Regions from separate parts of the Homo sapiens genome. Here regions 2, 3, 4, 5 and 6 are each linked to region 1. The links are chromatin contacts, found by Hi-C in ENCODE. All regions are on one chromosome and are shown on one strand. Each heading gives the region's core, a stretch centred on a gene start or an enhancer-like site at or near the end of the contact. The rest is flanking DNA. Distances are from core to core; before and after follow the strand shown.

Region 1 (3,725 bases), core at 785-3,284:
TGGTGTGAGTGGCATGTGTGAGTGATGTGTGTGTGTGTGGTGTGTAGTGTGTTTATGTGGTGTGTGTGTTGTGGTGTATGTGGTGTGTGTGTGTGTGATGTGTGTGGTTGTGTATGTGGTCTGTGTGATGTGCGTGAGTTGTGTGTGTGTGAATGGTGTCTGTGGTGTGTGTGAATGGTGTGTGCTGTAGTGTAGGTGGTGTGTGTGAGTGGGGTGTGTCTGTTTTGTGCGTGTGAGTGGTGCATGTAGTGCATGTGTGCTGTGGTGTGTGTGAGTTGTGTGTGTGCTGTGGTGTGTGAGTGGTGTGTGTGGTGAGTGGTTGTGGTGTGTGTGGTGTGTGTGTGGTGTGTGTGTGCTGTGGTGTGTGTGGTATGTGTGTGTTGTGGTGTGAGTGGTTTGTGTGTGGTGTGTTTGTGTGGTGTATGTGGTGTATGTGATGTGTGTGTGCTGTGTGTGGTGTGTGAGTGGTGTGTGCTGTGGTGTGTGAGTGGCGTGTGTAATGTATGTGTGCTGTGGTGTGTGTGGTGTGTGTGAGTGGTATGTGTGATGTGTCTGTGTGCTGTGGTGTGTGCGTGGTGCGTGAATGGTGTGTGAGTGGTGCGTGTGAGTGGTGTGTGTGTGTGCTGTGGTGTGTGCTGTGGTGTGTGTGGTGTGAGTGGTGTGTGCTGTGGTGTGTGTGATGTGTGTGAGTGGTGTGTGTGCTGTGGTGTGTATGCTGTGAGTGGTGTGTGCTGTGGTGTGTGTGATGTGTGTGTGCTGTGGTGTGTGTGTGGTGTGAGTGGTGTGTGTGAGTGGTGTGTGTGTGTGGTGTGTGTGTGCTGTGGTGTGTGTGATGTGTGTGTGCGCGTGTGAGGGAAGGAATTTCGGAGGAGGAGGTGGCAGGTGGCAGGTGGCGCAGGTGGCAGGTGGCGCCGGCACTTAGCCACCAAGGGTGGAGGAGGGCCTTCAGGAGGAGGAAACTAGCGGCGAGCAGGGGGTCAGAGGAGGTAAACGCTGTGAACATACCGCCAAGTCCCCATGCTGGGGGTGCAAAACATTGTCATGAAGGATAAGATTGGGGGGCTAGCTAGGACAAGATTGTGGAGGACACTGATTATCAAGCTGGAATTATGCAATTTCTGTCGAGAGCACCTGGTCACCACCGCAGGTCTTTAAGCAGCTATGGATGGGAGGCGACCCTGGCAGCGGCGGGCGAAGATGAGTTAGAAGGGGACAGGAATGAGACAAGAGGAAGGGAGGGAAGAGACGAGGTGGGGAGGACGGGAAGGCGTGCAGGGAGTGGGCCGGTGCGAGAGGGACATGGGATGGAGTCCACAGGGGAAGAGCTGGGGACTCCAGGTTTTCTGGTCAGGAGAGACTGGAGACGCCACTGACAGAAAGAGGAGGAACAGGTGTGGGGAGAACTGATGTTTCTTCGACCAGAGCCATCTGCGGAAACATCGTCTCCTCCGTGGGGCCCAGCTTTCATTCCTCACAGCAGTGATCACTGCATGGCAAACAATCACATTCATCTATTATTTGTTTCTTGTCTTTGCTCAATCAGCATATAAGAGAGTACGAATTCCATCTGCCGTGTTCACAGCGCCATCCCCAGAACCTACAACAGTGTCGGCTTCTAGTAGGTGATCGCTAAATATTTTTTGAGTAAATAAACGAATGACTCATGTCGTGCTGGAGGGGGACTGTGGGACAAGCATCCAGGAGGACTGGAGATCTCCAGGAGGGACGTCTGAGCAAACAAGAATGTCCCACACGTGGAGGTCACTAAGCCCAGGCTGTGTCTGAGATGGTTCTAAGAGAGTAAGAGAGAATGCACAGAAAGAAACCGGATCACCTCCTATGCCCCCAGCGCCTGCACAAAGCCTGGCACACAGCAGGTGTTGCGTGTTGGTTGACTGAATTAATAGATGAACCTGCTCTTCGGCGAGGAGTGAGACTTCCTGTGCATAAGGGGCTCGAGCAGGAAGACAGCTGGCCGAGAGCGTGCGCTGGGGTCCAGAAGGTTGCCTCAGCTTCACAGGTGCCCATGGGTAACGTGTTGTGGTTCCCCGGAGACTCTGGGCGGGAGGAAGTGGGACCATAGAGAGGGGCCCACTTGGGTAGAGCGTCTACCTCCGAGAGGTGGAACTTCATTGGGCGAGTGGGTAGCCAATGAGGAAGCTCCCTGAGGAAGAGCCCGCCCCTGGAACTGGGCCGAGGCACCGCCCCCGCGGAGGAAGCCCCGCCTCTCCCCGTCCCTAACACTGAGGCCCCAGAGGCGAACTGTCGGGACTCCCGGGCTGCTTGGTGGCCTGAGAGGCCCCCGAAGGGCTCTGGGCTGCGCCTTCATCCGCTGCTTTCCTGTGTGACAACCCCAGACCTCATCCTTCAGGGGGTCTCCATTGCCTCAGGTTCCTCTTTTTTTCGAGACGGAGTTTCAGTGTTGACTCCCAGGCTGGAGTGCAGTGGCGTGATCTCGGCTCACTGCAACCTCCACCTCCCGGGTTCAAGCGACTCTCCTGCCTCAGCCTCCCGAGTAGCTGGGATTACAGGCGCCCGCCACCACGCCCAGCTAATTTTTGCATTTTTAGTAGAGACGGGTTTCACCATGTTGGCCAGGCTGGTCTCGAACTCCTGACCTCAGGTGATCCACCCGTCTGGGTCTCCCAAAGTGCTGGCATGAGCCACCGCGCCTGGCAGGTTCCTTTTCATCTAGAAAGAGGCCTTCAAGGGTTAGCTCTGGTTTAACAAAATGGATTCAGTGCTTCCTGTACCAGGCGCTGGTCTACGCTCTTTTTTGCTTTTTCTTTCCCTCCCTCCCTCCCTCCCTCCCTTCCTTCCTTCCTTCCTTCCTTCCTTCCTTCCTTCCCTCCCTCCCTCCCTCCTTCCTTCCTTCCTTTTTTCCTTCTCTTCTCTTCCCTTCTCTTCCTTTCTGTTTCTTTCCCATAATGCATTTATTTTGTCATACTTTTAGTGACACGGGAGCTTTCAGAATGCAGACTTGAAGATACACGGTGATCTATGTGAATGGTCTGGGCTCTGAGGAAACACCTTCAGACCCTCTCCTCATGGGCCTCACCATCTATGGGTGGAAACACAGTAAACAAACCCGCAGTCTCTTCTATAATTACACATTGAATAAGTGTGTCAAGAAACAAAATAATGGGGCATAATTCAGGTAGCAATACTGGGAAAGTGACATTTGAGCTGAACTAGAGAGCAGGGCACTATTGGCAGTTGGAGAAGTCTCCACGCTGAGGGAACAACATGAGAGAAGTCCCCAAAGCTGAGATGAGTGTGCTGCATGTAGGGCGAAGCAGCCAGGCTAGACGGGGAGGTCCGAGGTAAGAGCAGAGGAGAGCAGGCCGTGCAGAACTCCTTCGAATGTTTTTATAATAGGAGTTTAGATGGTTTTTTTCTCGGGATACTGGGAAGCCACTGAATATTTTTACAGGGAAGCACCATGTGATTTTCAAATAATTACTCTGACTTTGTGTGTAGAACAACTTGGGGAAGAGCAAGAAGATTTCTGTTGAGGTGGCTGAATTTTCCTCTTTATGGCAATTAGAGGCAATTTGAGATGAGGCAACACCCAGAACCTTGAGTTGAAGGGCAGTACATCAGAAGAGGCACAGATTATCCCTAATCCTCTCCAGAAATATATGAGCTTGTGTGTGGCCTTGGGCAAACGACTTTCAGGACTGAGAGAAGGAGTGGAGGGAGGGGGGAATGCATGGGATGTCTCA
Region 2 (3,725 bases), core at 1-2,500, 1.7 Mb before region 1:
TATCAGCACCAACACAACCCGCGAAAATCGGGAAGCCATCCAGCAGGCCCCAGGTTTCCCTTGGCTCCCCCATGGCAGGGACCCAGGGCCTGGGGGCTCTTGGCAGCTGCTATGGTTGGTGAGCTCCAAACGGGTGAGCAGGAAGCCACTGGTGAAGAGGGCAATGCCAGCGTAGAAGAGGAAGCAGACCCAGGCCAGGAAGAGCAACACTGAGGCTTTCTGCATCCTGATAGGGGTGGGGAAGTAAATTCATTACTGTGGGGCAAAGAACCAGTGGATATTCTGGTCCCTGAATACAAGCCCAGCTAGAATCACTTCCTCCCGGAAACCTTCCTGGAGATAAACCATTTCACAGCCAACCCCTCGCAATATTACTCTCCTCCTATTTCCAGGCTGGGCATGGTGGCTCACGCCTGTAATCCCAGCACTTTGGGAGGCCGAGGCGGGCGGATCACCTGAGGTGAGGAGTTCGAGACCAGCCTGGCCAAAATGGCGAAACCCCGTCCCTACTAAAAATACAAAAATGGGTGGCGGGCACCTGTAGTCTCAGCTACTGGGGAGGCTGACGCAGGAGAATCGCTTGAATCGGGGAGGCGGAGGTTGCAGTGAGCCGAGATTGAACCACTGCACTAGAGTCTGGACAACAGAGGGAGACGCCGTTTCATGAGGTCCCACCCCAGATCTACTGAATCAGGATCTTCGAGGGGTAGAGCATAGGAACGTTCACATGTACAGGCAGGAAATGCTAATGCTGCCTGTACATGTGAACAGTCAGGAGGGAAACTTATTCCAATTGGTAGTCAGGCTCTCTTACACGCCGTTTCTGCGCCTCTCCCCTCGCCAATCTCAATACCCAGTGGAAAGGGATCGAAGCCGCAGGGGAATCCGGGCCCAGCCGACGGCGCCGCCTGGCGGGCACCGAGGGGACGAAGGGGAGGAGTCACTCTCCGCTTCCGGGCGGCCAGGTTCGCCAGGAGACCTGAGGCACGACCTTCGCCACGCAAGGAGGCTGGGGCCCGGGTCGAGAGTCGACTGGGCCTCCGCTGGGACCCAGGCGTGCGACCGGCTCTGCCTCCTCCGGTAACTACCCAGCCTCCCGCTGGGCACCCTAGCCGCGGTACTGAGCACCTTGGTTAGGAGCTGAGGGGAAGAGGGAGACTCCCTTACTTCAGGGTGAGGGGAATACCGGGGGGTGAGGTTCTCGGGAGACCCTGGCTCACCTGCAATGGCACCCGGAAGTGCGGCGGCGGCGGCGCCTGCGACCTGGCAGCACAGAGATGCGTGCGCCAGACAGAGTGGCCCGTCGGTGGCTCCATCGCCATCTGCCGGCACCTCGGTGGAAGTTTGGCCAGGAGCGTGGGGCTGGCCCCAGTTTGATGGGATATTTAGTAATTGAAAATTGGGGACAGGGGACCAAGCTGGAGGAAGAGTTCAGGGAACCACTGTCCATTCATGGTTACGACTAAGAGCACGGCTGCTGGAGTCAAACTTGACTTGAATCCTAGCTTGGCCGCACATATTGTCATCATTAGGCATTACCTCATCTGTAAAATGGAGATAATACTTATTTTCCCTTTTTTGCTTAGCTGAGTCCAACTGAGATTTCATTACTCCTCCTTTCAAAGCCTGTAACTAAATCTTACGACTGAATAATTAAGCAAATAATCCTTCGGAGTGGAGGAGGGGAGGCTGGGCCCAGTGGTTCACACCTGTAATCCCAGCACTTTGGGAGGTCAAGGCAGGTGGATCACCTAAGGTCAGGAGTTCAAGACCAGCCCGGCCAATATGACGAAACGCCGTCTCTACTGAAAATACAAAAGTTACCCGGGAGTGGTGGCGGGCGCCTGTGATCCCAGATACCTGGGAGGCTGAGGCAGGAGAATCACTCGAACCCAGGAGGCAGAGGTTGCAGTGAGCCGAGATTGCACCACTGCACTCCAGCCTGGGCAACAGAGCAAGACTCCCTCTCAAAAAAAAAAAAAAAAATGCCAGGCACGATGACTCACACCTGTAAGCCCAGCACTTTGGGAGGCTGAGGCTGGAGAATCAGTTGAAGTCAGGAATTGGAGACCAGCCTGGCCAACATGCTGAAACCCCAACTCTACTAAAAATTACAAAATTTAGCCAGGCGTGGCGATGTGTACCTGTAGTCCCAGCTACTGAGGAGGCTGAGACTGGACAATTGCTTGAAGCCAGGAGGCAGAGGCTACAGTGAGCTGAGATCGTGCTACTGCACTCCAGCCTAGGCAACAGAGCAAGACTCTGTCTCAAAAAGAAACAAAACCCGTCCACTGGTTTCTCATCTCAGAGTAAAAGTTCTTGCATTGGCTCTACATGGCCCTGCACACTATCTGCCTCTTCCCCTTCTGATTCATCTAGCTGCCACTTCTTTGCTTCCCTAACTCTGTTCCATCCACAGCAGTTCTGCCTCAGGACCTTTGCATTTGCCATCTCCTCTGTCAGCTTCAGTTCCCGATGCCGAAATGGATCTCCATCACCTTCATATTGAAGCTCAACTGTAACATCAGCAAGGCTTCCTGCAATCCCCTACTTTACTAGTTCAGCACCTCCCACCACCACACCCCCTGGAAAAATTTCCCCTCACTTCCTTAATTTCTTCCATAGCACAACTCATCAGCATCTGAAATTCTACACGTATTTATGGTTTATCCCCTCCGAGTAGAATGTGAGCTCATTGAGGTCAGGGAATTCTGTTTTCTTCATGATATCCTCAGCACCTAGCATATATTTGAGGTTCACATACTGACCAAACGAATAAAGGAATATGTTAATTTTTAAAAAAAGTTGAGTTATTCTTCCACCTTCATCCCCATAGCCCCTTATCTCAGTTCAGACCTCATCCCTTCTCCAGGATCACTGAGGCAGCCTTCTCACTGTCCTCCCAGCCTCCTGTGTCTCCCTACTATCCCTTCTCCACATTGCAGCAAGACAGCTCTAACTAAAACATTAATGTGATTACTGTTATTTTTTTCTTTTTTGTAGAGATAGGGTCTTACCATGTTGCCCAGGCTGGTCAACTCCTGGGCTCAAGTGATCCTCCCACCTCAGCCTCCCAAAGTGCTGGGATCACAGGTATGAGTCACTGTGCCTGGCCAATGTGATGTTTTATCTTAAAATTCTTCATGGGAAGGGAAAAAAACCCTTCATAGGCCGGGCACAGTGGCTCACGCCTGTAATCCCAGCACTTTGGGAGGCTCAGGCGGGCAGATCACGAGGTCTGGAGTTCGAGATCAGCCTGACCAACATGGTGAAACCCTGTCTCTACAAAAAACAAAAAAATTAGCCAGGTATGGTGGCGCATGCCTGTAATCCCAGCTACTAAGGAGGCTGAGGCAGGAGAATTGCTTGAACCCGGGAGGCGGAGGTTGCAGTGAGCCGAGATCATGCCATTGCACTCCAGCCTGGACAACAGAGGGAGACGCTGTCTCAAACAAACAAACAAAAAAACCCTATTACCCTAGGGATAATGTCCAACCCCTTCAACAAGAATCTCATTCCTTGTGACTTGGCCCTTGCCATGTAGTCACATCCCCCTTAACACTATACCCTTCAGCCAACTTCTCTCAAGCAGTGAGCCTTTGTTTATTCTAGTCCAGGACCTGACTTGGTGAAAACTTGCTAACTTTTCCAGCCTGAGTTCAGTGGCAATCAGCAACGCTGCTACTCATAAGCTGATATGCTCTTCCCACCAAGATCCCTCAGCC
Region 3 (3,725 bases), core at 647-3,146, 1.7 Mb before region 1:
GGGAATCACAGTCTCTTTAGCCATAAATTTCCAAACCTGTAAAATGAGGTGTTTGTATAAACAATGACTGCTGAGGGCCTCTGCAGCTCTACAATTCTAATGACTGTTGTTCACTCATCTCCATATCAGAGGATAGCTCCAGGCATTCGAATGCTCTGCTGCCTGTACCAAAGCAGAAAGGCTATATCCTCCAGTCTCAGCACAGCAAACTGATGCCCTTTCTCTTCATGCCCCACCCACTCACACAAACCGCCCCAGTCCTGAGGAAGCTGGAGAGTCTGCCCTAGGCCCGCCCTCTCTGAGAGACTGTCTGGGAAGCAGTGTTGCCATAGCAATCAGCTCCTCCTCAAAAGGCTTCAGCCTGCCCTTTTTTACCCCACCCTACCCCAGGGCTTTGTCTGTCCTCAGCAGACCCACCCCCCTCCCCAGCCAGTCTCTCAGCTCCTGGGTGGTTGTGTGAGGAGGCTGGCTTGGGGCCCCTTTTAGCAACACTGTCACACTCATTTAGCCACTGTGTGGAACTCAAGCCTTTCCCACCCTCTCCCAGCCAGCCCAGGGGCAAAAAGAACTCTAGCACTCCATCAAATCCCCTCAGGGAAGCAGAGGAGCCCTCAAGAGAACTAGGTCCTAGCCTGTTCTGATAGTGCTTCCAAGCCTGGAGTGTGGGGAGCCACTCCCTCTTCCTCCCCTAGCTGTGGCTGGAACCTCACAACCCTTACTGGGTTCAGCTTACAGTCGTGGCCCACCTCTCAAAACAGACAGAAGACCCTCAATACTCCTCACCACTTCCCCCCTCCCACAGAAGCCCTAGCGTTCCCTACCCAGAAGGATAAGGGTGGGGAAAATCTGTTTGTGGCAAGTGGTTAAATGTGGCTACCAGTCACTTGGGGATCTATGCGAGAGACCTGGGTGGTAGTGGTGGGGGTGGGGTCTGAGCCCTGCCGCTGGTTACCAGGGTCTCTGGTCATTGATAACAAAGTACCGGGCAGGGCACAGCTCCTAGATGGGCAAGGGCCAGGCCAGGCCCTGGGGCAAGGAAGGAAGTGGGAAATGAGCACACCCAGAGCATAAGGGCAGGGCGGGGGAGGGGGGAGACAGAGACCAAGGCCGGCTCTGGGAGGAACAGGAACTAGGATGGGGGGTTGACAGGAACCCAGCGGGGGAAGGGTCCCCCGGGACCTCAGCTTAGGGAAGAAACCCCAGTCTCAGCTGGACAGATCCAAAATAGACTGAGGAGACATTCACACAAGCCCTAGTGACAAGCAGGGTCTGACTCCTCTCTGAGTGCCCAGGCCAGAAGGCGGAGTTAAAAGCTGAGCAGACAGGAGTGCAATAGATTGGCCTCTTCACCCCACTAACCCCAACACCCTTGCTCTTAGAACCCAGAACACAAGTGTCTTCCTGTAGTTACTACAATGCCCTAAACTGTTACTTTGTCAAAGTACTGGGGGTTCTGTTCTCCTGCCTCAAGTTGGGCCTACAACCCCTTCCCCTAGATAGTGCCCGCAGACCCTCCGACACCGCTACACTCCTTCTCCATTAAACAGCCCCCCTTCCTTCAAAGCACCTCCATGTCCCCTGCCCCTCATGTACCTCCTCCAACCCCCCACATCAGACAGAGACAGCCCCCTCACAATGTACCTCGCAACCCCCCCACAACAAAGCGCTCCCGCCCTTCCCCCATAGAGGCCTCTGGAGAATGCACCTTGTTGCCCACACATTGAGTCCCCAACTGCTCCCGCGACTTCGTATCTTCCCTCAACACACAGCAGTCTCCAGATCGTCTGCAAAGCGCACCCCCATCCGCGTCCCTTCTTCCACGCTCACCCTGCCCCACACCTGTAGTTCCGTGGGTCCCGTTGCACTTGGGGACGTGGTAGTGGTTGGGGCAGTTACTGAGCAGCCCTAGCTGTAGCCTCCGCCTGCAAACCTCGCCCCTTCAGTCTGAGCCCCGCCCCCGCAACGCCCGGGCCCACCCTCTCCCTTGTCCCACCTTCCACCTTCTGTGGACTTGTCCCTTTCCTCGTTTAATTTCTCGAGCTCCTCCCCTGTAGCCCGGGCCCCGCCCCCTTCTGACCTCGCACCTCCTTCGCGTTTTCTTTGCATTTCCCCAGGATCCTCAGCTTTTCCCAGGCCCCACCCCCGATCCCCGCCTCCTCTCGGTCTCTCCGCCTTTCACCAGGACCCGCCCCCTCGGATTCCAGCCTGGCAGAAGTCGCGCCAAGACCCTTCCACCACGATCCCCCTCCCATCTCAGAGCCCCTCCTCCTTCCGCCCCTTCTCCCTCACGCCTCACCCGGGCGGTCGCACTCCAACCAGGATCCGCTGGCTCTGATTGGCGGTGGCGGCCCCAAAGGAGGAAGGAGGAGACAAAGTGATGGTCGCAGGTCGCCTGAGGTCCCACCCCGGCCACGTGCGGCTTCTGTGATGACAAGTCTAGAGGGGCGGGGCCTCGGCCGGCAGGCTGCTAGCCTGAGCGGAGCGGATCAGGGCAGAGGTGGGGAGATGGAGCCAGGGCCAAAGCCACCAGCCTGAGGGCTCTGAGCCGGGTTGGGGCTATCTCGCTGCTTTCGCACCGGTGTGAGCTGCCGCCGGAACTCTAACCTCTTTGTAGGGATGTCTGGGTGGGCGCGTGCATTTGCACTAATAGGGGAGGTCCGTAGGGATTGCAAGGTAGTGCAAGGAATCTCAGGGGTCTGTGAAAATGAGGGAATCTGGGCGGTGGGGTTCAGGTCTGCGAGGTTGAGCAGTTTCTGAAGCCTACGCTGTGCAGGCGGGTGTGGGTTCTGGGATGGGATGGACAGTAGGAGTCAGATCAGTACCTACTGAGGCAGGTCAGCGAGATCTGTGAATTTTACGAGATGAGTGTTGATATGGAGTTAGGAGGGCCTGCAATTGCTGGAGAAAAGTGAGGCCTTTCCCTTGTACAGGTGTCTAATGAACTGCATGACAGTTACATATGTTCTGCAGTTTAAGCGGCGCCCTCTCCAACCTCTCCCCAGGAGATACAATAAGGGAGGGCGACGCTTCCCAGACACCGGTAGATGGCAGCACAGGACACTTGCAGAACTGAGACAGCCCAGCTCAGCGCCGATCTGTGGCCTCTCCGAGGAGCGGACCGTTTGGGTCTGGATTTGATCAAGTTCTACAAAAGTCACATTCTTTTTTATTTTTTTTTGAGACGGCGTCTCGCTCTTTCGCCCAAACTGGAGTGCAGTGGTGCGATCTCGGCTCACTGCAACCTCCGCCTACTGGGTTCAAGCAATTCTCCTGCCTCAGCCTTCAGAGTAGCTGGGATTACAAGCGCGCGCCACCAGGCCGGGCTAATTTTCGTATTTTTGGTAGAGACAGGTTTCACCATGTTGGCCAGGCTGGTCTCAAATTCCTGACCTCAAGCGATCCGCCCGCCTCGGCTGCCCAAAGTGTTGGGATTACTGGCGTGAGCCACAGCACCCGGCCAAATCTCAGATTCTTTAGGCTCTGTGACTTTGTCAGTAGTTAACTTAAACTGGTTTACTCAACGTCAGTGGTGTGGAAGCGCAAAAAAAAGAAAGAAAAAAGTATTTTCTCTGGCCATAAGGAACTTATTATTTAGACAGTGATACAAATGCCTACATAATCCCAGAAGGGTAAACTAAGAAAGGTTTTGGGTAGTGGGAAAACCACAGAGTTTGAAGTCATCTAAACTTCTTCAACTTCAACTTCAAACTTCAACTTATGGGTTC
Region 4 (3,725 bases), core at 516-3,015, 1.2 Mb before region 1:
ATGTCATACAATAAAAAGCAAATTCACAAATTAGTTGTAGATGTTAACATTAATGTGATGAATGAGCGTGTGCTGAAGACCAAACGCCTCCAGAAAAAAGAACAGGATGCACGTGCCCCGTGCAATTCTGTGAGGTTGGCCTGCCTCCACCGGCTGTGGAAGGATTGCGAATGTCTCCCATTCCTCTCGCTCCAAACTTGTGCAATACCTTCCCTTGTACAGCGCACCAAGACAGCATCTGGCCTTCTCTTGACTCTAAGGCATCATGTATCATTTATGACCGTCTTTATTCTTTTCTCAGTAGCCCTCGACAAGCGAGTAGTATTTCTTGGCTCCAAGTCTCATAAACGTGTAACCAGACTCCATTGGAAGACGGTAACCCCACGCGATACGGACTGTGCTTGTATTAATTCTCTTTTAAGCTTACTACAGAAATATCAATACAGTACTTGAGAATTCCTGCAGGACTCAGCCTCGCTTCCTCGAGGAGCTCTCAGCCTGCCTCCGCACTCGAGACGGCAGCTTTCTCTCCCTCCGCCCACCGTTCCGCCGCTAGGTGGCAGGCGGCTCAACGACGCCCTTTTAAACCGTTTGCCCCGGAGTGGACCGCCGGGATCGCGTGTCACCACCCAACCCTAGCGATGATTGGCTATTTCGCCGAGGCCGGAGGAGGAACCAGCGGCAGAACCGGAAGCGTCTGGTACGGCGAGTGCACGGAGTCCTGAGACTGCGTGCGCACCCAGGCACCGCGCCGACTTAAAGAGGCCAGTTGCAGCCCCTCCTCCGGCCTTAGGGGGCAGACCGTGTTCCTACGTGGAGGGCGGAACCCTCACACTGAGGAGGGCTGGGTCACACTGAGGGGAGGAGTCACCTTGAGAGGAGGGGTCACAATGACTAGTGGATTTCCTCGGAGGTGGGGTCTCACTGCGTGGGAGGAACACAGAGCAAGGGGGTGCAGCACTGAGGGGTTCTGACACACTGACGGTGGCAGTGCCACACTGGGGAAAAGTGCCCCCGAAAGGGAGGTGTCTCACTGAGGAAGGGAGGGGTCTCCGAGGGACAGCGTTCTTTGAGGGGGGTGGGATCTTGCGGAAGGACGGGCTTCCCTGCAGGTGGAGGCTTCTCTCTTAGAGTCTTTTGGGCAAAGTAGTAAGAGGGAGGTCCCGGCTGGGTGGTCACAGGGCGGAGGACCTGGACTCTCTTCTTTATTGGGAGGCGGCAGGATGAAGTGAGGAGGAGTCGGGGCTAAGCTGGGTATGGGCCGGCCAAAGGCTTCCTATAGCCCCGGGGTATCACAACCTCCCGTGAAGGTAGAAGGTGTTAGGGAGGCCAGAGGTTCAAGGTGTCGGAGTCGAAGAGACCTGGGAAATGGGCAGGCTGGGCCGGGGCGCAGGCCAGGAAGGTGGACAGGTTGCTAGGCTACCTCTGATTGCGGCTGGGCCTGAGGGGCCTACCTTTCTGCCCCGTTGGTCCCTGGAGCCCAGGAATCCGGCAGGTTTCTGAGCCCGACCCTCAACGGACAGTAACCCAGGGAGGAGAGGGGACTCCCTGGGCAGCTAAGCTTCGCATGCGCACCATCAGCCCTTAATTCCCTCCCGTTATTCAAGCTCAGGCCGGAGCTTATTTGACCCGGGCGGCCCAGGGCATCGCGGCCGGAAAGCGGGGAGGCGGGGGTGCGCACCTGAGGGGGCGTGGCCGCTGCCGGGAGGCCGGGCTGGAAGGAGTTAAGCGGAGGCCCGGCCCAGCCCCGCCCCCGGCAGGCCGCGGAGCCTGATCCCCGGCGGCTAAGCGGAGCAGCCGCCGCCCGCCCGCCCGCCCGCCTCCGCCCGCGGCAAGCCAGCCCGCCGGCGCCCCGGAGCGCTGCCGCCACCGTCACCGCCACCGCCCGGTCCAGGCCCAAGCCCAGGCCCTGCGCGGAGCGGAGCGGCGCGGCGTCCACCCGGGCCCAGCCAGCCGGCGCGGCGGGGGCGGGTCCAGGATCTTCGGCGGATCTTCCATTCTCAGGGCGGGAGCCGGAGTCCGGGCGCCCGGGATCGGGCTGGGCCCGCGCCCATGGCAAGCGCGGCCTGCCCGGGCCCTGGGGACCCTGCCATGTGAGGCAGGCCCGGGCTGGGGGCCCGGCCATGGCCGGGGAACGGCCCCCACTGCGGGGCCCTGGGCCCGGGCCTGGAGAGGTGCCGGGGGAGGGGCCCCCGGGGCCGGGGGGCACGGGCGGAGGCCCGGGCCGGGGCCGCCCCTCCTCCTACCGGGCTCTCCGCAGCGCCGTGTCTAGCCTGGCGCGTGTGGACGATTTTCACTGCGCGGAGAAGATCGGGGCCGGCTTCTTCTCTGAGGTCTACAAGGTAGGACCGGCCGAGAGGGCAGAGGGGCGGGACCGAGCCTTCAACCAGAGGCTGAAACTAGGGGGCCGGGAGTGCGGGGAAGAGGGTCCAGACTCCGGCGACCCGCCCGACCTGCCCGGCCCTCGCCGGCTGCTCCTGCCCCCAGGTTCGGCACCGACAGTCAGGGCAAGTCATGGTGCTGAAGATGAACAAGCTCCCCAGTAACCGGGGCAACACACTACGGGAAGTGCAGCTGATGAACCGGCTCAGGCACCCCAACATCCTAAGGTGAGCGGCCCCAGTCTCTGGGCAGCTTGCTGGGCGGGAGAGAAAGGGAAAGATCCCGCGGGAAAAGTGGAACTGAGGAGGAGCTGAGGCCTTTAATAGCCTATCCTTCTATCTTCCCCATCCTCTTGCAGGTTCATGGGAGTCTGTGTGCACCAGGGACAGCTGCACGCTCTTACAGAGGTGAGGATAGGCCAGGAAGGAGGGATCCCCACCCCCCTTCACCCCCAAGGATAAAGGGAGTCAACAGGCCTGGTGGATCTACGGAGGACTAGTGAGAGGCAACAGGATCTCCTCTCAGGGGAGGCTTTCCTGAACTTTCCTTTAGGCAAACCACATATAAAAGGCCTCAACTGGTCTTATTCTCTGTATCCCCTAGAACAGTGCTGTCCAATAGAATTTTCTTCAGTGACGGAAATGTTCTCTATCTGTGCTGTCCAATACAGTAGCCACTAGCCACATGTGGTTAAATTTAAATTATTTTCATTGTTTAGATTATTTTTTGTGGGTCAACTTGATTAAAAAATTTTTTAAATTATTTAAATTGTTGCACATGGCTAATGGCTATTGAGTTGAACGGGGCAATCCTAGAACATGGATGGGGGGGGTCCTACAGCACAGTCTTACCCCTATGACCTCTGTGATCCTCGGGAGTGTCCCCTAGCGTGTAAGTGGGGGACCTAGAATACAGACTGAAGTCTGACATCTATTCCCATTCTCCTCCTATGCACCAGTATATGAATGGGGGGACATTGGAACAGCTGCTCAGCTCCCCTGAACCCCTGTCCTGGCCGGTCAGGCTCCACCTGGCCCTGGACATTGCCCGAGGCCTGCGGTACCTGCACTCCAAAGGTGTATTTCACCGCGACCTCACATCCAAGGTAGGCTAGCAGGGTGGGTGGAGACATGAAAGAGGGTTTGAGGCTATTAGGTTGTAACTGGCCTGTGGATGTTGGAATATGGATAACAGATATATTAGGATGTTGGAGTGGCAAGGCATTGGAGAATATTGGGGGACCAGGGTGAGGGGAGTGCTCGGAGGGACTGAGTAGCACCCTGTGTTTGGAGTGTTGGATGATGTTGCAATATTGAAGTGCCTTGAAAAACTGGGAGAGCAGA
Region 5 (3,725 bases), core at 324-2,823, 1.0 Mb before region 1:
TAGCTAAAGCCAGAACGCTAGCCTGAAATTAGTTTATCTCTCTGGGTAAAAAGAAGCCCCTGTAACTACATAGGAATAAAGGATTTCCCTACAAAAGAAGGGCATTTACCTACTGCCAACCTCTTAAATTTTATCTGCTCAAGGTCAACTATGCTAGCCTCAAACCACAACCCCTAAAGCTGCCCCAAATTCCTAACATTAACCCCACCTCTAATTTGTTTCCTGATTCCCAGTACCGGCTTGGACATTCATCCCTTTCCTAGCACAGACTCATATCCAATCCCTGATCCCTGAAACTGATCTAAGTTTTGCCTTTAGCACCAAATCCCCTGATGTTAACCCTAAATGTTGACCCCTAAGCCTAAAGTTCATTTATAATTTGATTCCTAACTCACGCTTTCACTGTTTATCCTTAACACCGACCATGCCAACATTCTTTAATCCCTCAAACAAGCTCTAACCTGATTCCTGTTGTTTGTTGACCCTTAACCTGACCCTGAACTCAAATTATGACGTATGATGGCCATCCCAGCAAACAAGATAATGACCGTAATCTAAACCTTACCTATCTAAAACGGACCTGACTCACACTAACTCTTAAGTTTTAACCCCAGCTTTTAACTCCTATAGCGACCCTTGATTCCTAAACGGACCCCACCTAATCCCCAACTCACCCAAAGCTTTCCTACCCACATGCCCGCTATCAGCTAACACCAAAGCCCGTCCCCGCCCTGCGCCCCGCTGCCACCCGACTCCTCACGCTCCCCAAAGCCTATCCCAGACATAGGACTGCTCCCAGGAAAGGCCTGTCTTCCCCAAGACGGCCTACTTCACGCCGAGCTCAAGCCGAGATGCGCTGGACGCTGACCTCTCCAACTAATAGGACCCGAACCGGACACGCAAGAGAGGCAGGGCCCGCCCGCCCCGGGGCCAGGCCCCGCGGCCCCACCCTAAGGCCCCCGCCCGGCCCGGTCTGGCCTACCTGCGCTGCCTGGCTCTGCGCCCCGCCCGCCGGCCCGCCGCCCCGCCGCTTCTCGGGTCGCCCTCGGGCTCCGGCCTCGCCCTCCCTTCGACACTCTCTCGGCCACTTCCGTCCTGGGAACGTCCCCCACCCGCGGGCGGCGCCCTGGGCCCGCGCTCTATGGTCGCGGGGGGCAGGCAGGAAGCTGCTCTGGCCCCGTTCTCGATGCTCGGGAGCCGCCAAAGCCCGGCAGCCCCTCCCTGGCAGGAAGCGAGGGTGCGGCGCAATCCGGAGAGGACGCCAGGACGACGCCCGAGTTCCCTTTCAGGCTAGAACTCTTCCTTTTTCTAGCTTGGGGTAGAAGGCGGAGCCGGAGCCCCGGAACCCCCGCCCTCGGGGTGCGAGGCGGCAGCAGGGCCGTCCCCTACATTTGCATAGCCCCTGGGACGTGGCGCTGCACCCAAGCCTCTTCTCAGTTGGAGGGAACTCCAAGTCCCACAGTGCCACGGGGTGGGGTGCGTCACTTTCGCTGCGTTGGAGGCTGAGGAGAATTGAGCCTGGGAGGCGGGTCCGGAGAGGGCTATGGAAAGCCGCCGGCGGGGAATCCCGGCCGTAGAGGGACAGTGGATAGGTGCCCGAGGCCTACAGCTGGCCTGGGGCTCGTGTCTGGGCTTCGGACGTTGGGGCCCGGTGGCCCACCCTTTCCGTAGTTGTCCCAAATGGAGCTGGAATTGGATGCTGGTGACCAAGACCTGCTGGCCTTCCTGCTAGAGGAAAGTGGAGATTTGGGGACGGCACCCGATGAGGCCGTGAGGGCCCCACTGGACTGGGCGCTGCCGCTTTCTGAGGTAGGTTGGGGTTCTGACTGGGGAAAGCGTGGGATGTCCATGAAGTCAGGTGATGGTGATAAGGTCAAGGCCTGTTCATTGGAACCCTGCGCAGGTACCGAGCGACTGGGAAGTAGATGATTTGCTGTGCTCCCTGCTGAGTCCCCCAGCGTCGTTGAACATTCTCAGCTCCTCCAACCCCTGCCTTGTCCACCATGACCACACCTACTCCCTCCCACGGGAAACTGTCTCTATGGATCTAGGTGAGTCTGAAATAAGTTTGCGGGGAGGACAGGGTTCATGGGCCTGGCTATTCATACTTTCCCTTTTGCAGAGAGTGAGAGCTGTAGAAAAGAGGGGACCCAGATGACTCCACAGCATATGGAGGAGCTGGCAGAGCAGGTACTTGACTTGATTTTCAGGAGATTACTCTCACATTCCCCAGGTGGGGGCAGGATTCCCCATTCCTCTCTGACATCCCCATGCAACTGCCGTCCACTTTCTTGTTACCCTAGGAGATTGCTAGGCTAGTACTGACAGATGAGGAGAAGAGTCTATTGGAGAAGGAGGGGCTTATTCTGCCTGAGACACTTCCTCTCACTAAGGTAAGACTCTCATTGGTTGAACAAAGGCTGAAAAGGGATTAAAAGTCCCAAGTAGGCAAATTCTGTTAACTTTATATCAATAACTTTAAAAAAGGATTGAGGTGAGAAACTTAGTAGATTTATTGCTAATAGGAAGTTGAGGCAGGTACACAATATGCCAGATGCAAGGGCAGATCCTCGTTTTTGTTGGGCTTATACAAATTTTGGTGTTCTGTTAAAAAAATAACTCAAAATTATCAGTGCAACATTAGTATTGGGCCTTGGAAAGGACTGTGTAAGTGAAGGGCCTTGACACTTCGTTGGCTTCATAGTAATCCACCTCTTGCTGAATGGTAGAACTGTTTAGAGAGTTCAACAGGGTTGGACTAAGCAGTACATGAATAAATGTAAAATCCTTAGTTTTCAGTTTTAAGCAATGAGTGGCAACTTCACAAGCAGAGTACTGGGGTACTATGATGAAATCAGTGCTCATTAATAGAAAGGTTACAGGAATATATATATATTTTTTGACAAGGTCTTGCTCTGTTGCCCAGGCTGGAGTGCACTGATGTGATCATGGCTCACTGCAGCCTTGACTTTCTGGGCTTAGGTGATTCTCCCACCTCAGCCTCCCGAGTAGCTGAGACTACAGGTGCACACTACCCTGCCCGGCAATTTTTTTTTTGGTATTTTTAGTAGAAATGGGGTTTTGCCTTGTTGCCAGGCTGGTCTCGAACTCCTGGGCTCAAGTGATCTACCCACCTTGGCCTCCCAAAGTGAAGAATTTTAATTTCTTCAAAGTACAAGATGAGTCAGCAGTGTGATGTGGCTACTAAGAAAGTTCATGGGATTTGGAAACTGTAGCAATAGAGTTATTGTCTCTACAAGTCACTCTCTTGCTTTCCTTGATACTGGCTAGAGCACATCTTTGACAGATACTAAGAGGATGCAGTCTATCCTGAGAAGATGAGTTAAAAATTTTGTCTTTTTTTTTTTCTTTAAGCTCTGAGGAAATGTTAAGTGCCTTAAAATAGCTAAACAGGGTTTATTCTATTTGGCCCCAGAGATACTAGGTAAGTCCAACGGATAGAAATTATAAGGAGGCAGCTGTTGGTTCAGGATAAGGAAGTTTTTATTTGCTTGTTTGAAGACAGGTTCTTGCTTTATTGCCCAGGTTGGAGAATAGTGGCGAGATCATGGCTCACTACAGCTTCAACCTCTCAGGCTCAAGTGATCCTCCTTCCTCAGTCTCCTGAGTAGCAGGGACCACAGGCATGTGCCACCACACCCGGCTAATTTTTTATTTTTAGTAGAGACAAGGTCTCACTATGTTGCTCAGGCTGGTCTCAAACT
Region 6 (3,725 bases), core at 742-3,241, 1.0 Mb after region 1:
GCGTTTGGTGTGATTTGAGTATGGCTGTATGAAGGATATAATTAGGGATGAGGAAAGACACCTGGAGTGTAATGCCAAGGAATTCTGTAGATTTTGGAGAATCTTGTCTTTTCGAGAAAGTGACCGTGTGAGGATGTCAGCTCTCAAAATCCTGGATGGTGAGGTAAAAGCGTGGAGGCAGGGATTAATGAAGAAGTGACTGAGACCAGTCAAGAGGGAGCTGAAGCCTGAACTTGTGGAGATAAAGGGACGGACATGCCAAAGATCAGAGACAGAATCAAATAGGATCAAAATAGGATTAAGCAACTAAATTTGCATGAGAAGTGAATGAGAAGAGGTGAAGAAATCACTAAATTTCAGGCTGGATAGACAAGAAGAGTGTGGCTATGCTACCTGAAAAGCTCAAATTGAAAACCCAAGGTAACAATATTACTCCTCTATCAGCTCCTAGGACCTACAGCCAGGATGGATGGATAGCTGATAATGTCAATTTGCACCACCTGTCCCTCCTCTAAGCCTACAGCAGACATCCTTGTCCAGAGGATATGGACATAACAAATAATGGCGATGATAGATACAACCTTTCAACTCAGTAGAAATGAAACATCCCAAGAACAAATGTAGCCAATGTAAAATAAATTGTAAATGTAAAAAATAATAATAATAATTATGTGGCTCTGATCCTGGAGCATCTGAAGAAACTCTTGGAGCCTGGGGCAATTATATACAAGCTCAGAGATCTAGGTCATGCTTTGGAGACAATTCAGATAGCCTTCTGGATATGTGAGTGTTCTAGGGAATGGATGTTTGTTTCTTTGAAACCAAAGGCTCCCGTAATTACCTGCACATTTGGTCTGTTTCTTTTAGTTGCACCTTCAAATGACAAGTAAGACAAAGAAGCTGGCTCACTCCCTCCAACATCAACTTTGAATATATCTCCAGATTTAGCTGTCACTATGCCAATCACATGGTCTCCTTTTACTGGAACATACTACAAAAAGAAACAGAATGAAAAAACAGCCATAAATGACAAGATACCATTGGAAGATACCTTCAGCAAGTCCTTTGTGGTTACTTTATTGTCATTAAAGAGAAATCTGATCAAATGCCACTTTCGGTAAAAGAAAATCACTTCATAAAGTGCCGGGTGTGCAGCTTCTGGTAGTCTGTTAATTGAGTCCAAACTCCATTATCTCTTAGGCACCCCAACCAGTAAGTCTCTAGCTTTGTGGCATAAGTCCAGTGGCAAAGGAATCCTTACAACCAAGGAAGCCCATTCCATAGACAATTTTTTCTATATGAAATTCTTACCTGTTCTAGGAGAAATTAACTCCCTATGACATCCACTCATTGAGCCTAGTCCTGCCCTCTGAGACTCCAAACGGCAGGCCTGCTGTGGGGTTTTGAAGACTATAATCATGACTCACGGTCTCCAAACGTTTTTCTCTCCTGGTCGCCCTTCTCAGGCTATGTTCCTATTGTTCACGGTCCCTCTAAAGGACATGCAGAAGTGGGCACAAGACTACGGTGGCTCTAGGTTTGCCTGAACAAAAGAGGGCCTCAGGGTCCCTCTCTTCTTTTGGGAGGTCTTCTCAAAGCAGGGCTACCACTCTCACTGCCGCACCACCCCTCCGGAGTCCCAGCTCACCCGCTTCTGCTGAGAGTCCACCCAGTAAACACCGCCGCCGCTGCCACTGCCGGGCTCCTTGTGACGGAGGCGGCCGCACTTGGTGACCAGCAGGCGGTCCCCACAGCGCCGAAGGCCCGGACCGCATACAACGCGCACCCGCGAGCACGCTCTAGCATTCAGGCTCAACGGTCGCTCCACTGCACCCCCAGGGCCTTCCGCGTCCTCCTGTTCCGGCAGGAGCAGCTCCTCACCCGGGAGCACCACCTGACCTAGTACTGTGCGTGCAGCGCGCGCCCTGCTGCCCGCGAGAGATTCAGCCGCGACAGACGCAGGTTCGGCCATCGCGGGCTCCACCAAACACCGTTTCCGGTACCCGCCTTCCGCTTCCGCTCCGCTTCCAACACCCGCCCTTGAGGACTTTCCGTTTCCGGCAGTAGCGGTCCGTTGGATTCGGACCAGTTTATGAAGCTTGATGGCCGTCAGCTCACGGGTCCCTGTCCAAGGTGGCAGTGATTGTGGCCGGCCACCTATCTGACAGCCTGGCCGCGGGTCGGTATGAAAACCGCGCAGCTTGGTCCATCGAAAAGCCTCCACTTCCAGTGTCTCGGGTCGCGTGTTTTGTGACCGGTCGCATCGTGGGGATACGAGATACTTCCACTTAAGAGTTTCTTGGGATCTCTGGAAGCTGAGCAGAGGGGCTTTGAAAATTGGACGCTGGGGCCGGGCGCGGTGGCTCACGCCTGTAATCCCAGAAGTTTGGGAGGCCGAGGCGGGTGGATCATTTGAGGTCAGGAGTTCAAGACCAGCCTGGCCACCATGGTGAAACCCTGTCTCTACTAAAAATACAAAAATTAGCCGGGCGTGGTGGCACGCACGTGTAATCCCAGCTACTCGGAAGGCTGAGACAGGAGAATCACTTGAACCTAGGAGGCGGAGGTTACAGTGAGCCTAGATGGTGCCACTGCACTCCAGTCTGGAGGACAGAGTGAGACCCTGTCAAAAAAAAAAAAAAAAGGGAAATTGGACGCTAGGTGGGTTCATGGGACCTTCTTTCCGACTCCGCCCTCAGAAGAGTGGCTGACCTTTTAACAGGAAAAGTAGTTTTTTTCAAAATAAATAAAACCTTCTTGGTTGTTAGAGATCTAGTCACATTTAGAAAACACAGAGAAAAATAAAAGAAGAAAATAAACGATGTTTTAATCTTGCCCGTTTTTCTCCCTTGCTACACTGTAGTTCTGATTCTTTAGAGCCCAAGGTGTGGCATGAAATAGGTAATACCTGATGAATGAACGAATGTATTCCTTTGGTGTGTATTTCTCCCTAGACTTTTTCCCCCTGCAAATATACATATTTCACATGCTTCCGATAGCCCTACATGGCCTGGAATATCAGTAACTCAAATTTCCCTGGAGCACACTTAGTTGCGCACGTGAGAAGCAGTTGAATTCCAAACCCAAAGAGATTCCAATCATCTATCTGACTTTGGGGGTTCTATTTTAAATCACCGTTTTCTCTGTCAACTCGAACCTTCAATTAGTGCTTGATCAGATTCTCCAGCAGTGGTAGAATTCCTAGGGTCTGGGAGGCCGTGACTGACCGATTGCCTTTAGCGGCCCTCCCTTTCTACTGCTCATCTCTTTGAGGCACCTGCTTCCAACGTAATTTTTAGATTTTTTTTTTTAGACGGAGTCTCGCTCTGTCGCCCAGGCTGGACTACAGTGGCACCATCTCGGCTCACTGCAACCTCCGCCTCCCAGGTTCAAGCAATTCTCCTGCCTCAGGCTCCCGAGTAGCTAGGATTACAGGAGTGCACCACCGCACCTGGCTAATTTTTGTATTTTTAGTAGAGACAGCGTTTCACCATGCTGGCCAGGCTGGTCTTGAACGCCTGACCTCAAGCGATAGGCCCACTTTGGCCTCCCAAAGTACTGGGATTACAGGCATGAGCCACCAAGCCCGGCCGAATTTTTAGATTTTTTAGGATGATTAAGACAGATCATCTCTAACACACCCTCCAAATTTGGCAAGCCATTTTCCCCTGGGTATAAAAAAAGGTCAACAAATAAAAGGAGCTCCCACCTCCAGGTTAGTTTCC

Evidence for each region. A loop is a pair of places that touch in the nucleus more often than their neighbours do. Pooled maps may share reads with other maps.
Region 2: a pooled map shows a loop between it and region 1 (14-fold over the local background). The contact joins the promoter of PIGO here to the enhancer-like site in region 1. A Hi-C loop is called at or near these places in 2 of 168 maps with a recorded cell type or tissue (CD4-positive, alpha-beta T cell and naive thymus-derived CD4-positive, alpha-beta T cell) and 5 of 50 pooled maps.
Region 3: a map of CD8-positive, alpha-beta T cell shows a loop between it and region 1 (5-fold over the local background). The contact joins the promoter of ATOSB here to the enhancer-like site in region 1. A Hi-C loop is called at or near these places in 3 of 168 maps with a recorded cell type or tissue (CD4-positive, alpha-beta T cell, CD8-positive, alpha-beta T cell and naive thymus-derived CD4-positive, alpha-beta T cell) and 6 of 50 pooled maps.
Region 4: a loop to region 1 is called in a map of CD8-positive, alpha-beta T cell, with 12 times the contacts of the local background. The contact joins the promoter of TESK1 here to the enhancer-like site in region 1. A Hi-C loop is called at or near these places in 4 of 168 maps with a recorded cell type or tissue (CD4-positive, alpha-beta T cell, CD8-positive, alpha-beta T cell and naive thymus-derived CD4-positive, alpha-beta T cell) and 6 of 50 pooled maps.
Region 5: a loop to region 1 is called in a map of CD8-positive, alpha-beta T cell, with 15 times the contacts of the local background. The contact joins the promoter of CREB3 here to the enhancer-like site in region 1. A Hi-C loop is called at or near these places in 2 of 168 maps with a recorded cell type or tissue (CD4-positive, alpha-beta T cell and CD8-positive, alpha-beta T cell), 1 of 37 single-sample maps with no recorded cell type and 3 of 50 pooled maps.
Region 6: a loop to region 1 is called in a map of naive thymus-derived CD4-positive, alpha-beta T cell, with 23 times the contacts of the local background. The contact joins the promoter of EXOSC3 here to the enhancer-like site in region 1. A Hi-C loop is called at or near these places in 1 of 168 maps with a recorded cell type or tissue (naive thymus-derived CD4-positive, alpha-beta T cell), 1 of 37 single-sample maps with no recorded cell type and 7 of 50 pooled maps.

The regions. Positions count from the first base shown.
Region 1 is chr9:36,764,002-36,767,726 of GRCh38, forward strand. No RefSeq gene overlaps it. Among named protein-coding and RNA genes, the nearest start is that of MIR4475, 58 kb to the right of the region's middle. RefSeq lists enhancers at 312-830, 831-1,349, 1,870-2,029. Within about 2 kb of position 2,035, at least 5 of the 41 ENCODE cell types and tissues checked have a DNase peak (open chromatin) inside an H3K27ac peak, as active enhancers do.
Region 2 is chr9:35,095,341-35,099,065 of GRCh38, forward strand. PIGO (phosphatidylinositol glycan anchor biosynthesis class O) reads right to left here and starts at 1,251. Exons shown (of 11, transcript NM_032634.4): 1 at 815-1,251; 2 at 1-226. The coding sequence starts at 225. It overlaps PIGO-AS1 (PIGO antisense RNA 1), which reads left to right and starts at 964. Exons shown (of 2, transcript NR_186491.1): 1 at 964-1,080; 2 at 2,420-2,804. RefSeq lists an enhancer at 918-1,257.
Region 3 is chr9:35,113,966-35,117,690 of GRCh38, forward strand. It overlaps ATOSB (atos homolog B), which reads right to left and starts at 1,897. Exons shown (of 9, transcript NM_025182.4): 1 at 1,840-1,897. RefSeq lists an enhancer at 1-708 and a silencer at 2,042-2,101.
Region 4 is chr9:35,603,497-35,607,221 of GRCh38, forward strand. It overlaps TESK1 (testis associated actin remodelling kinase 1), which reads left to right and starts at 1,766. Exons shown (of 10, transcript NM_006285.3): 1 at 1,766-2,342; 2 at 2,488-2,609; 3 at 2,741-2,789; 4 at 3,341-3,487. The coding sequence starts at 2,124. RefSeq lists an enhancer at 1,002-1,111 and silencers at 1,592-1,841, 1,872-2,171, 2,192-2,361, 2,296-2,590, 2,372-2,631.
Region 5 is chr9:35,731,093-35,734,817 of GRCh38, forward strand. It overlaps CREB3 (cAMP responsive element binding protein 3), which reads left to right and starts at 1,574. Exons shown (of 9, transcript NM_006368.5): 1 at 1,574-1,809; 2 at 1,904-2,051; 3 at 2,123-2,190; 4 at 2,304-2,393. The coding sequence starts at 1,681. TLN1 (talin 1) reads right to left here and starts at 1,103. Exons shown (of 57, transcript NM_006289.4): 1 at 983-1,103. MIR6853 (microRNA 6853) reads left to right here and starts at 1,830; the gene lies at 1,830-1,903. RefSeq lists enhancers at 660-709, 1,510-1,559, 1,610-1,699 and silencers at 890-1,179, 1,220-1,379.
Region 6 is chr9:37,783,073-37,786,797 of GRCh38, forward strand. It overlaps EXOSC3 (exosome component 3), which reads right to left and starts at 1,992. Exons shown (of 4, transcript NM_016042.4): 1 at 1,649-1,992; 2 at 842-991. The coding sequence starts at 1,972. RefSeq lists enhancers at 1,675-1,734, 1,732-2,247, 1,745-1,884.